2 separate regions of the Mus musculus genome follow, and region 2 is linked to region 1. Evidence: chromatin contacts called from ENCODE Hi-C or POLR2A ChIA-PET data. All regions are on one chromosome and are shown on one strand. Each heading gives the region's core, a stretch centred on a gene start or an enhancer-like site at or near the end of the contact. The rest is flanking DNA. Distances are from core to core; before and after follow the strand shown. Region 1 holds the start of Serpinb1a (serine (or cysteine) peptidase inhibitor, clade B, member 1a). Region 2 holds the start of Serpinb1c (serine (or cysteine) peptidase inhibitor, clade B, member 1c).

Region 1 (4,817 bases), core at 790-3,289:
TCAAGAGATTATCCCAATTGCCATGCCTGTCACACACCAGAAGGCCTCAGACACAAGAGTTTCAAGGGAGGGACCCAGTGCACTACAGGACTCAGGATACCACAACTGCCCCCACGTTGTAATATGGCACTCTTTGGTTCTGCTGTCCCTCTGAAAGTCCTTGATGTTGTGTCATGATGTCTCGGGCCAGCTGGTTGTGAGGTGGTGCAGTGTGGCACATTCTCCTGGATTTAAAGGGATGGCTTTATGAGGTAAGTCCTAGGCAGCCATGGAGTCACCAGAGAGTGCTGCTTCTTGGAGCCTGGGGTTGTAACACTGCGAAGTTCCCACCAGGAAGATGTTTCGAGGAATTAAAGAGGGGTTCTTTTCCAAGATTCCTGATCAGCAGAGCATTATTACAGACTTCAGCAGCCTGGGAAAGCCACAAGCACTGGACTCAGCCCATGAGGGCTGCTGCGTCATCGACATCTGGTGGTTATGGGGTTGAAGTCCACCAGAGCCTTGGACATCCATGACCCTGCCCTGTCTGACTGTAGAAACAGGGAGGTGTAATGGTGGTATTCAAGCCTCAAGTTGTCCCAGTGCTTGTAATGCTGGACTTTGAAAGTCTGTAGGACCTACCACTTTTTCCTTGTCACTGATTTTTTTAAAAAGGAAATTCTGTTCTAAGCTGGTCCCATTTTATTTCAGAAGAAACTAACTTATTTGACTCCACGGGCTCACTGGGGATATTTTGAATTTCATTTCTGATTCTGGTAATACTAGAATAACGTTGAGCTACATGGATGAATATATTTTGTATGTGAAAAGGACTATGTCCATTTATGTTGTTATAGTAAAACATTTGTGGCTTGATAATTATGAATTCTCCATGTTCAAGACTCAGCATCTGAACTAGCCTTCATCTAGACAAGGTCCCAGAAAGTGTAAGGCATCAAGGTATCATAGGGGGGAAAAAAGGAGCGCAGATCTATCTCTTCTGATCTTCTCATCTCTCCTTCTCTTATTAAAGCTTGGAGTCATAGTCCTTAAGAGCTGGGGCGTGCTCGCCACCTAGTGGTCATGAAGATGATATTCTGGAATTCAGTCAGGCGTCCCCACCCTGAGAACCCTGTGTAATCTTAATCACTTCTCAAAGTCCTCACCTCCCAAACACCACACACGAAGTTTCTATCTTCTGATACCTCACAATAGGCATTATATCCAACACGGGAGTGCTCAAGAGACGTGCTGACCCACCTCCCCATCTTCCTTTCTCCTCTTTTAGTTCCCGAGTCTAACAAACACTAATCCATGTGTTGTGACCCTCACCTACAGTAGGATTCTTCCTTTGTCCTCTGAAGAAAGACAAGAAGCACTAAAAGTTCTGTGAATTTACAGTTCCAAACACTTCAAGGAGAATAAAGCTGAGCCCATCAAGTTAACAATGGCCTGGGCTAGTCAATTCTAATTTAAGTTGCATAGTGAGGGGATTTGTCCAAACTTTTAGTCTAATAGTGGGGAATTGTGGGTTGAGGGCTTCTCCAGCCTGGTGTGGTCCCTGAGCTAGCCTTGGCACCTGAAAGGCAGAGAAGACAAGGATCACCTATTGCTTGTAACTGGCAATCTGGGACCTTATCCAAAGGACCCCAAAGATATTTCTCCATCCCTACCTACATACCGCACAGAAAGGATTCCTTTTGATTTTACAGCGTTTCAGTGGAATTCAAGAAGGTATCTTTTGACCTGGAAGAAAGGACATTTATTTATTCTCTTGGCCATTTGCAGCTGAGGAAGAAATAACTTACCAGATCTCTGCTTAAAGAAATAATAATAATAATAATAATAATAATAATAATAATAATAATAATAAAAAGGCCTGCAACTGAGGAAAGTAAAGTCCCCTTGAGAGTGGCCACAATCTTCTGCTTTTATTTTGACAGCCCTCCAAGGTCGGGTTTTAAACACTCAGCCAAGAAAAGGCGCCTCCACCCAGCTTGGGCTTGCCAGGAAGACACGCCCCTTCTGCATGCTATAAAGGCAACAGCTGGCTCTGAGCACTTCATCCTAGCTGTAAGTGGAGCCAGACCTGCTAAGCAAGAGGTAAGATTCTCAGGGGTCATAGCAAGGAGGGAGGAAGCTGGCACCTCTTCCAGGAACCAGCACGTTCCTGGTACCTCACCCTCACCCAAGATGTAACCAGAAAATGCTCTGTGGATCCCCAACTGCACCCTACTCCAGGCCGCGGGCCCGAGGGAGGAAGGTGATCCTAGTTTTTCTTTCCCTCGGCTTTCTTTTTGAACCTTGATCTGGGAGACAGTGCCCTGAGCTTCATACGGTCAATCCTGGCTGCAGGGAGGCTGGGAGGGAAGGAAGCTGGTGAGATCCTAGATCCTCAACAATGAGAACTCCATGTGGCCCGGGTAGCTAAACAGCCAGGGACACACATTTGTGATTAGCCTGTACTTGGACAAACTGGAGCTCTGAGTTTGGGACCCAGCTGGATTAGCAGATGAGCCTCAAGCAGGGCTTGCTTACCCACTGCAGGAATCAGCTTGTTTGCAAAAGGGACACAGAGGAGTGTTCCTCTTCCCTGTCACCCACATCTTACTTATTTGAGTGGCATTCTCAAATTCGCATATTTCACTCCAGCTGAGACTTCAGCCTTGATCTCAGGCATGGAGAACTGAAGTAGTATGCTTGCCCTCTTAGGAAAAACAGGATGAGGTAGGAATTCCAAACTGTAGGGTCCTAGGGGTGGATGTCAGAGCTGAGGTAGGTAGTGTTGCTGGTGTTGTAGCTGGCAGTGCTGATCTCCCCTCTTTTGCAGACTTCACCATGGAGCAGCTGAGTTCAGCCAACACCCTCTTCGCCTTGGAGCTGTTCCAAACCCTGAATGAAAGCAGCCCCACAGGAAACATCTTCTTCTCTCCCTTCAGCATTTCTTCTGCCTTGGCCATGGTCATTCTGGGGGCCAAAGGCAGCACTGCAGCTCAGCTTTCTAAGGTTAGCAAAAGCCAAACTGGCCAGCTCTCCCTGCCATCTCCATGCTTGTTAGATGGTACAGTCAGACTTTCAGAGAGCCACACCCCCAAAACAGTCAGTTCTTCATTCACTACCAACTTTAAGTGAGATTAGGGCAGAGTCTCTGTTCAGTTGGGGACACAAAGTGAAGAAAGACAATGACACTACCTGTGGGTTTGGTTCTCCCATTCACAAGAGTGAATCACAGGCTTTCAGGTAAGCTAGCCCTGCACCTCCCCAGAGCTAGCTGTTTCCTGTTTTCCTTTTGCACTGATAACCACTACTCATAAATCATGCCAGTAATAGGGTCACCTTCAGGCATGACAAATATAAGAACATGCTACAGGAAGAGAGCTTGGTGGTGGTGGTTTTTTTATGGGGACAAAAGGTAAAGACAGCCACCTGTCTATGTTCCCAGGGTTAGCCCTGTGCCTCTCTCCAGCCTGATTTCACTGGCTGTGGCTCTGCAGGAGGAGGGATTGTAAAGTCCCTGTGGCCTGTTGGACAGGTCCTACCTCCTCTCAGTCCACCCCTGGGAGACAGCAGGTCACCTTTGCATCTCTCCCCACAGCTGCCTAGTCTTCCTTAATGGGTATGAAGGGCACTTCTGCTCTTGGTGTTCCTTAATTCTGAGAGGGGAATTCTGCCACCTTTGGAAATCATGACAGGAGTGGGTAAAGTGTTTCCTAACTGCACCTGCTGCTAGGTGCTTCTCGCAGGTTATGTCTGCTTCAGCATTAAGGCTTTTTACAGCTGACAGCATCAGGAAACAGTATACTGTCTCAAGGCCTTTCCCTCCCCATTTCAGTCTCGTAGGTGTGTCCATGTAGCAATCTAGTAAGCGGAGCTCAGAGAGTAGCATGGACTCTGGACCCTGTGTGCTTTTGTCCTTTGTGTCCTAGAAGCAAGTAATGAGGCCAGACCTCACACAACCATAAAAGGCCTGTTGATTTACAACTAGCAGAAGAGGAAGTAAACTCTCACCAGAATAAACTTAAGGAAGTTATTTCTCTAGAGAATGAGTTGTGGACCGTAATAAGATAAGCATTGAGAAAGAAGGTCTCAGTCACTCCCACGTTTTGGGTCTCACAACAGGAATGTGTCTTATTGACACTGTTTAGTTATTTCTGAGATTTAAAAAAAATTTTTTAACAAACTTGTATATGGCACAGTATATAAACTTGAATATACCATTTGAATCTTTATGGAAAAAATTTTGACATAAATATTTAACTTGTTAACCATTCACATTCGGGGAACATTTGAAAATTATTCAGAAGCTATGTTTAATGATGTCTCACAGAGCCATACATTTTTGGTTCCATTTTATTTCCTTTGCCAATGATATGTTAATAAAATATTGGGCTGGAGTTACTGGGTATCAAATAAAAGTAATTTGGTGGATGTAGACAACAGGGAATCACTTCATAGATGATTGTATGAAGAATGATGTCTTTCCTTTAGACTTTTCATTTTGACTCTGTTGAGGACATCCATTCACGCTTCCAAAGCCTGAATGCTGAAGTGAGCAAACGTGGAGCATCTCACACTCTGAAACTTGCTAACAGACTGTATGGAGAGAAAACCTACAACTTCCTTCCTGTAAGTACCTAGCACTTCACATTCTGAAACTTCCTGAAGTAACACAGACCTTTCCAGGCACAGACATGTTGCAGGTATTCATAAAAACAGCAAAGAATGCATGTGGGACTTTCATCTCATAGTCTTTCTAAGGAAAGGATCCATCCTGGATGACTTGAGAAAGCAAGGACTGAAGGGATGCCTCTGTGGAGAAGAGCGCTTCCTGTGCAAGT
Region 2 (4,891 bases), core at 92-2,591, 47 kb before region 1:
CTTTAACTGCAGTGTTTGGATGCGTATTTTCATCCTTTTGACATCCTGTCATTGAGGGGGTTCCCCAGTCTTGTTGAAATAGCAGTGAAGTTGCCAAATCTATCAAATCATGACAACTAACTACGTCAACTGGAAACTGTATTTCCTTTCTGTTTTCATTTCCTTTGCTTCTTTTTTGTTTGCTTGTTTGTTTTAAGACTGTGGTTCTTTTCCTGTGTGGTGAGTGGTGAGTGTGCACACCTTGCTTGTGTGCACATATGTAGGTGGGAGCACAGATACATGTGCATATTAAAGCCAGGGGTTAGCACTCTGAGTCTCCCACTATCATTCTCCACATTATTTTTTGAGACAAGATCTCTCACAGACCCAGGAGCCCCCTGAGTGAGCAAGACTAGCTGGCCATTGACCTCCTCTTAGGGAATGCTTGTCCCCACCCCCATCCCCACTCCAGCACTAAGATTACAGAGGCCCAGAGATCCAAACTCAGGTCCCCATGGTTGGATGGTAAATGAGGCACCAACTGACCCATCTCCCCACCCTCCTTTCTCCTCTTTTCATTAGTTCCCATGTCTAACAAACACCAACCCATGTGTAGTGACCCTCACTAACAGTAGCATTATTCCGTTATCCTCTGAAGAAAGATTAAAAAACAATTAAAAACTTAAAAAAAAAAAACTCTGTGATTTTAAAGATCCAGGCACTTCAAGGGAGAATAAAGTTGAGTATGTGGAGGTAATGATTGCCTGGGCTAATCAATTCTAATTTTAGTTTGATATTAATCCAAAGTTTTAGTCTAATAGTTGAGAATGGTGACTTGAGGGCCTCTCCAGCCTGCTGTGGTCACAGAGCTAGCCTTGACACCTGAAAAGCAGAGCAGCCAAGGATGTTGCTTAAAACTGGTATTCTGGGTCCTTATCCAAGGGGTCACAAAGGTATTTCTCCTCCCCCACCCCCCACACCACACACACACACACACACACACACACACACACACACACTCCTTTGCATTCTGCAGTGTTTCTGTGAAATTCAAAAGAAAATCTTTTGACCTGGAATAGAGGACATTTATCCTCTTGGCCATTTGCAGCTGAGGAAAAATAAGTTACTGGGTCTCTGCTTAGAGGCGTAGAGAAAAAAGCCTGGAACTGAGGAAAGTAATTGCCCCTTGGGAGTACCTGCAATCTTCTGCTTTTATTTCAAAAGACCTGCAAGCTCAGTTTTAAAGGGTCACCAGAGAAAAGGCCTCTCCACCCAGCTTGGACTTGCCAGGAAGACACACCCCTTCTGCGTACTATAAAGGCAACACCTGGCTCTGAGCACTTCTTCCTAGGTCAGCTGCAAGTGGAGCCAGACCTGCTAAGCAAGAGGTAAGGTCAATGCAGGGAGGTGGCTGGGAAGAGGTAGCCAGACCTCCCCACTGCTTCTTCAGGAACCAGCATGCTCCCGGTACCTCCCCCTCATCCAAGAAGTGACCAGAAAATACTCTGTGGATCCCCAACTACACCCCACTCCAGGCCGCAGGCCAGAGGGAGGAAGGTGATCCTAGCCACCGTTTTTCTTTCCCTCACCTTTCTTTTTGAATCTTAATCTGAGAGACAGTGCCCTGCAACTCCATAGGGTCAATCCTGGCTGCAGGGAGGCTGGGAGGGAAGGAAGCTGGTGAGATCCTAGACCCTCAACAATGAGAAATCCATGTGGCCCTGGTAGCTAAACATCCAGAGACACACGGCTGTGATTGGCCTGTACTTGGACAAACTGGAGCTCTGAGTTTGGGACCCAGCTGAATTAGCAGATGAGCCTCAAGCAGGGCTTGCTTACCCACTGCAGGAATCAGCTTGTTTGCAAACGGGACACAGAGGAGTGTTCCTCTTCCCTGTCACCCACATCTTACTTATTTGAGTGGCATTCTCAAATTCGCATATTTCACTCCAGCTGAGACTTCAGCCTTGACCTCAGGCATGCAAAACTGAATCCCTGGAGAACGAAAAGGATAACATTGTTATCTTTACCAGAATCTAATCTATGTAGAGTAGGTCCACGTGGTTTTCTGGATTCATTGCCTAAATGAACTAGAACTTGACATCCCACAATGGCTGAGCTCCAGACAGAAGGCTGTGTAGTGTGGACACTGTGTCAAGGCCACCTGCATGGTCCCTTTTCAGACACAACCTGTCTCAAAGGCTAGAGACATGAGACACCCTAGGTCCTGGTCTTGTGTCACTGCTGAAATCTGACCCCTGCTTTTGTGCCTGGGGCAATATTCTTGCCCTCTTGGGGAAAAAAATGGGCGGGAACACGGGTAACCAACTGCAGGTCCTAGGGGTGGGCGGCCTTGCTGACATAGTTGGCAATGTTGATCCCCCTTCTGTTGCAGCCTTCACCATGGGGCAGCTGAGTTCAGCCAACAACCTCTTTGCTTTGGAGCTGTTCCACACCCTGAATGAGAGCAACCCCACAGGAAATACCATCTTCTCTCCCGTCAGCATTTCTTCTGCCTTGGCCATGGTCTATCTGGGGGCCAGAGGCAGCACTGCAGCCCAACTCTCTAAGGTTAGCAGAAGCAAAACTGGCATAGCTCTCCCTCCCATCTCCATGCTAAAAGCTGTGCCTCAGAGTTCTTCTGGTGTGTTTTCTAAGCCATGTCAAACTGAGTTCAATAGCTACTCATGGTGCAGTCAGACATTCAGAAAAGACACCCTCCTCCTGAAAAGCCAGGTATTAGTTCATAACCGGCTTTAACTGAGCATAGAGCAGAGTCTCTGCTCAGTTGGGGAAACAGTGAAAAAGACAATGACAATACCTGCAGGCTTTGAGCTTCCATTCCCATTCCCAGGAGTGAATCTGATAGTTTTATCCTGGAAGCCCCATACCTCCCCAGAACTAGCTGTTTCCTGTTTTCCTTTTGCATTTACAATCATTACTCATAAACCATGCCTGTAATAGGGTCACCTTCAGGCATAACAGATATAGGAACATGCTACAGGAGAGAGCTTGGTAGTGGTACCTTCTTGTGGGGACAAGGTAAAGACAGCCATCTGTCTGTGTTCCCAGGGTTAGCCCTGTGCCTCTCTCCAACCTGATTTCACTGGCTGTGGCTCTGCAGGAGAAGGGATTGGAAAATCCCTGTGGCCTGTTGGACAGGACCCACATCCTCTCAGCCCACCTCTGGGAGACAGCAGGTCACCCTCCCCACAACTGCCTAGTCTTCCTTCATGGGTGTGAAGGGGACCTCTGCTCTTGGTGTTTCTTAATTCTGAGAAAGGAACTCTGCCATCATTGGCAGCCTAGACAGGAGTGGGTAAAGTGTTTCCTAACTCTGCACCTGCTGCTAGGTGCTTCTCACAGGTTATATAACACTGGTTCAGCGTTAAGGCTTTTACTGCTGACAGCTTCAGGAAACAGTAGTTTCAAGGCCTTTCCCTCCCCATTTCAGTCCATGTAGCAATCTAGCAAGCATAGCTCAGAGAGTAGCATGGACTGTGAACACTGTGTGGTTTTTGTCCTTTGTGTCTTAGAAGTGAGTAACCAGCCCAGACCTCACACAACCATAAGAGGCCTCTTGACTTTCAACTAACAGATGAGGAATTAAACTCCCACCAGAATAAAGTTAAGGAAGTTATTTTTCAAGGGAATGAGCTGTGGACCTTAATAAGAAGAAATCAGTCCCACCTTTTGGGTCTCAGAGAGGGAATGACTCTTATTTACACTATTTATATCTGAGATTTTTTAAAAAAAATTTTTTTAGGAAACTTGTATGTGACATAGACTAGAAAAATGACCACAACATTTAAATCATTTTTTTTTGGAAAAAGAATTCAGATATAAATATTTAACATGTTAATTATTCAAATTTGTGGAACTATTAAAAAATATTTAGAAGCTGTCAGGGTTCTCTAGAGTCACAGAACTTATGAATAGTCTCTAGATAGTAAAGGAATTTATTGATGACTTACAGTCGGCAGCCCAATTCCCAACAATGATTCAGTCGCAGCTGTGAATGGAAGTCCAAGGATCTAGCAGTTACTCAGTCTCACGCAGCAAGCAGGCGAAGGAGCAAGAGCAAGAGCTAGACTCCCTTCTTCCAATGTCCTTATATTGTCTCCAGCAGAAGGTGTAGCCCAGATTAAAGGTGTGTTCCACCACACCTTTAATCCCAGATTAAAGGTGTGTTCCTTAAACTCGGAGATTCAATCTTCTGGAATCCATAGCCACTATGGCTCAAGATCTCCAAATCAAGATCCAGATAAGGATCTCCAAGCCTCCAGATAAGGGTGAACCTTCCAATTCTGGATTGTAGTTCATTCCAAATATAGTCAAGTTGACAACCAGGAATAGCCACTACAATCCACCCCTTGTCAACTTGACACAAATAATATCTCATGTTCACATGAAATAATAACAAGGTTGTGAATACGCCTAACATGATATAACTATCCCTTGTACAATTGCAAACGTATTTGTAAATTTACAATTGGGCATTCATATTACTTTATAATCCTCGTTTCTGCAACTGGTTACGTGGCCTTAATTGGTATTTATAACTACCTTCCTCTACTACCCATTCTGTATTTCCTTCACCTTCAGCCAGCACCTCAGCAGGTCTTGGCTCTTTTCCTGGAGGATTGACCCATACCTTCATTCCTGATGGGTCTGCATCCTTTGTCATCCTGCTTGGATTAGGCTGTTGTAGTTTCCCATTGACTTTAATCACAGGACATGGTAGTACTAAGAGACGCCCTAAGGGATCTCCTACACTCCAGACATAATCTTGCTTACCTCCATTGTGAAGAGGTAATCCAATTTCCCCATGGTAATCTGGATCTATCACCCCTCCTAACACTGTTATTCCTTTTTTAGCCTGTTGGCTTAAGGGCATTAGAAGCCCAAAATG

The links. A loop is a pair of places that touch in the nucleus more often than their neighbours do. ChIA-PET counts read pairs that join two places held with the same protein, here RNA polymerase II (POLR2A).
Region 2: a loop to region 1 is called in a map of Patski, with 5 times the contacts of the local background. The contact joins the promoter of Serpinb1c here to the promoter of Serpinb1a in region 1. A Hi-C loop is called at or near these places in 9 of 37 maps with a recorded cell type or tissue (CH12.LX, Patski, T-helper 1 cell and 4 more). POLR2A ChIA-PET finds 5 or more read pairs at or near these places in 1 of 5 experiments (Patski).

The regions. Positions count from the first base shown.
Region 1 is chr13:32,848,407-32,853,223 of GRCm38, reverse strand. Serpinb1a (serine (or cysteine) peptidase inhibitor, clade B, member 1a) reads left to right here and starts at 2,039. Exons shown (of 7, transcript NM_025429.2): 1 at 2,039-2,082; 2 at 2,810-2,985; 3 at 4,468-4,605. The coding sequence starts at 2,818.
Region 2 is chr13:32,894,590-32,899,480 of GRCm38, reverse strand. Serpinb1c (serine (or cysteine) peptidase inhibitor, clade B, member 1c) reads left to right here and starts at 1,341. Exons shown (of 7, transcript NM_173051.2): 1 at 1,341-1,367; 2 at 2,375-2,550. The coding sequence starts at 2,383.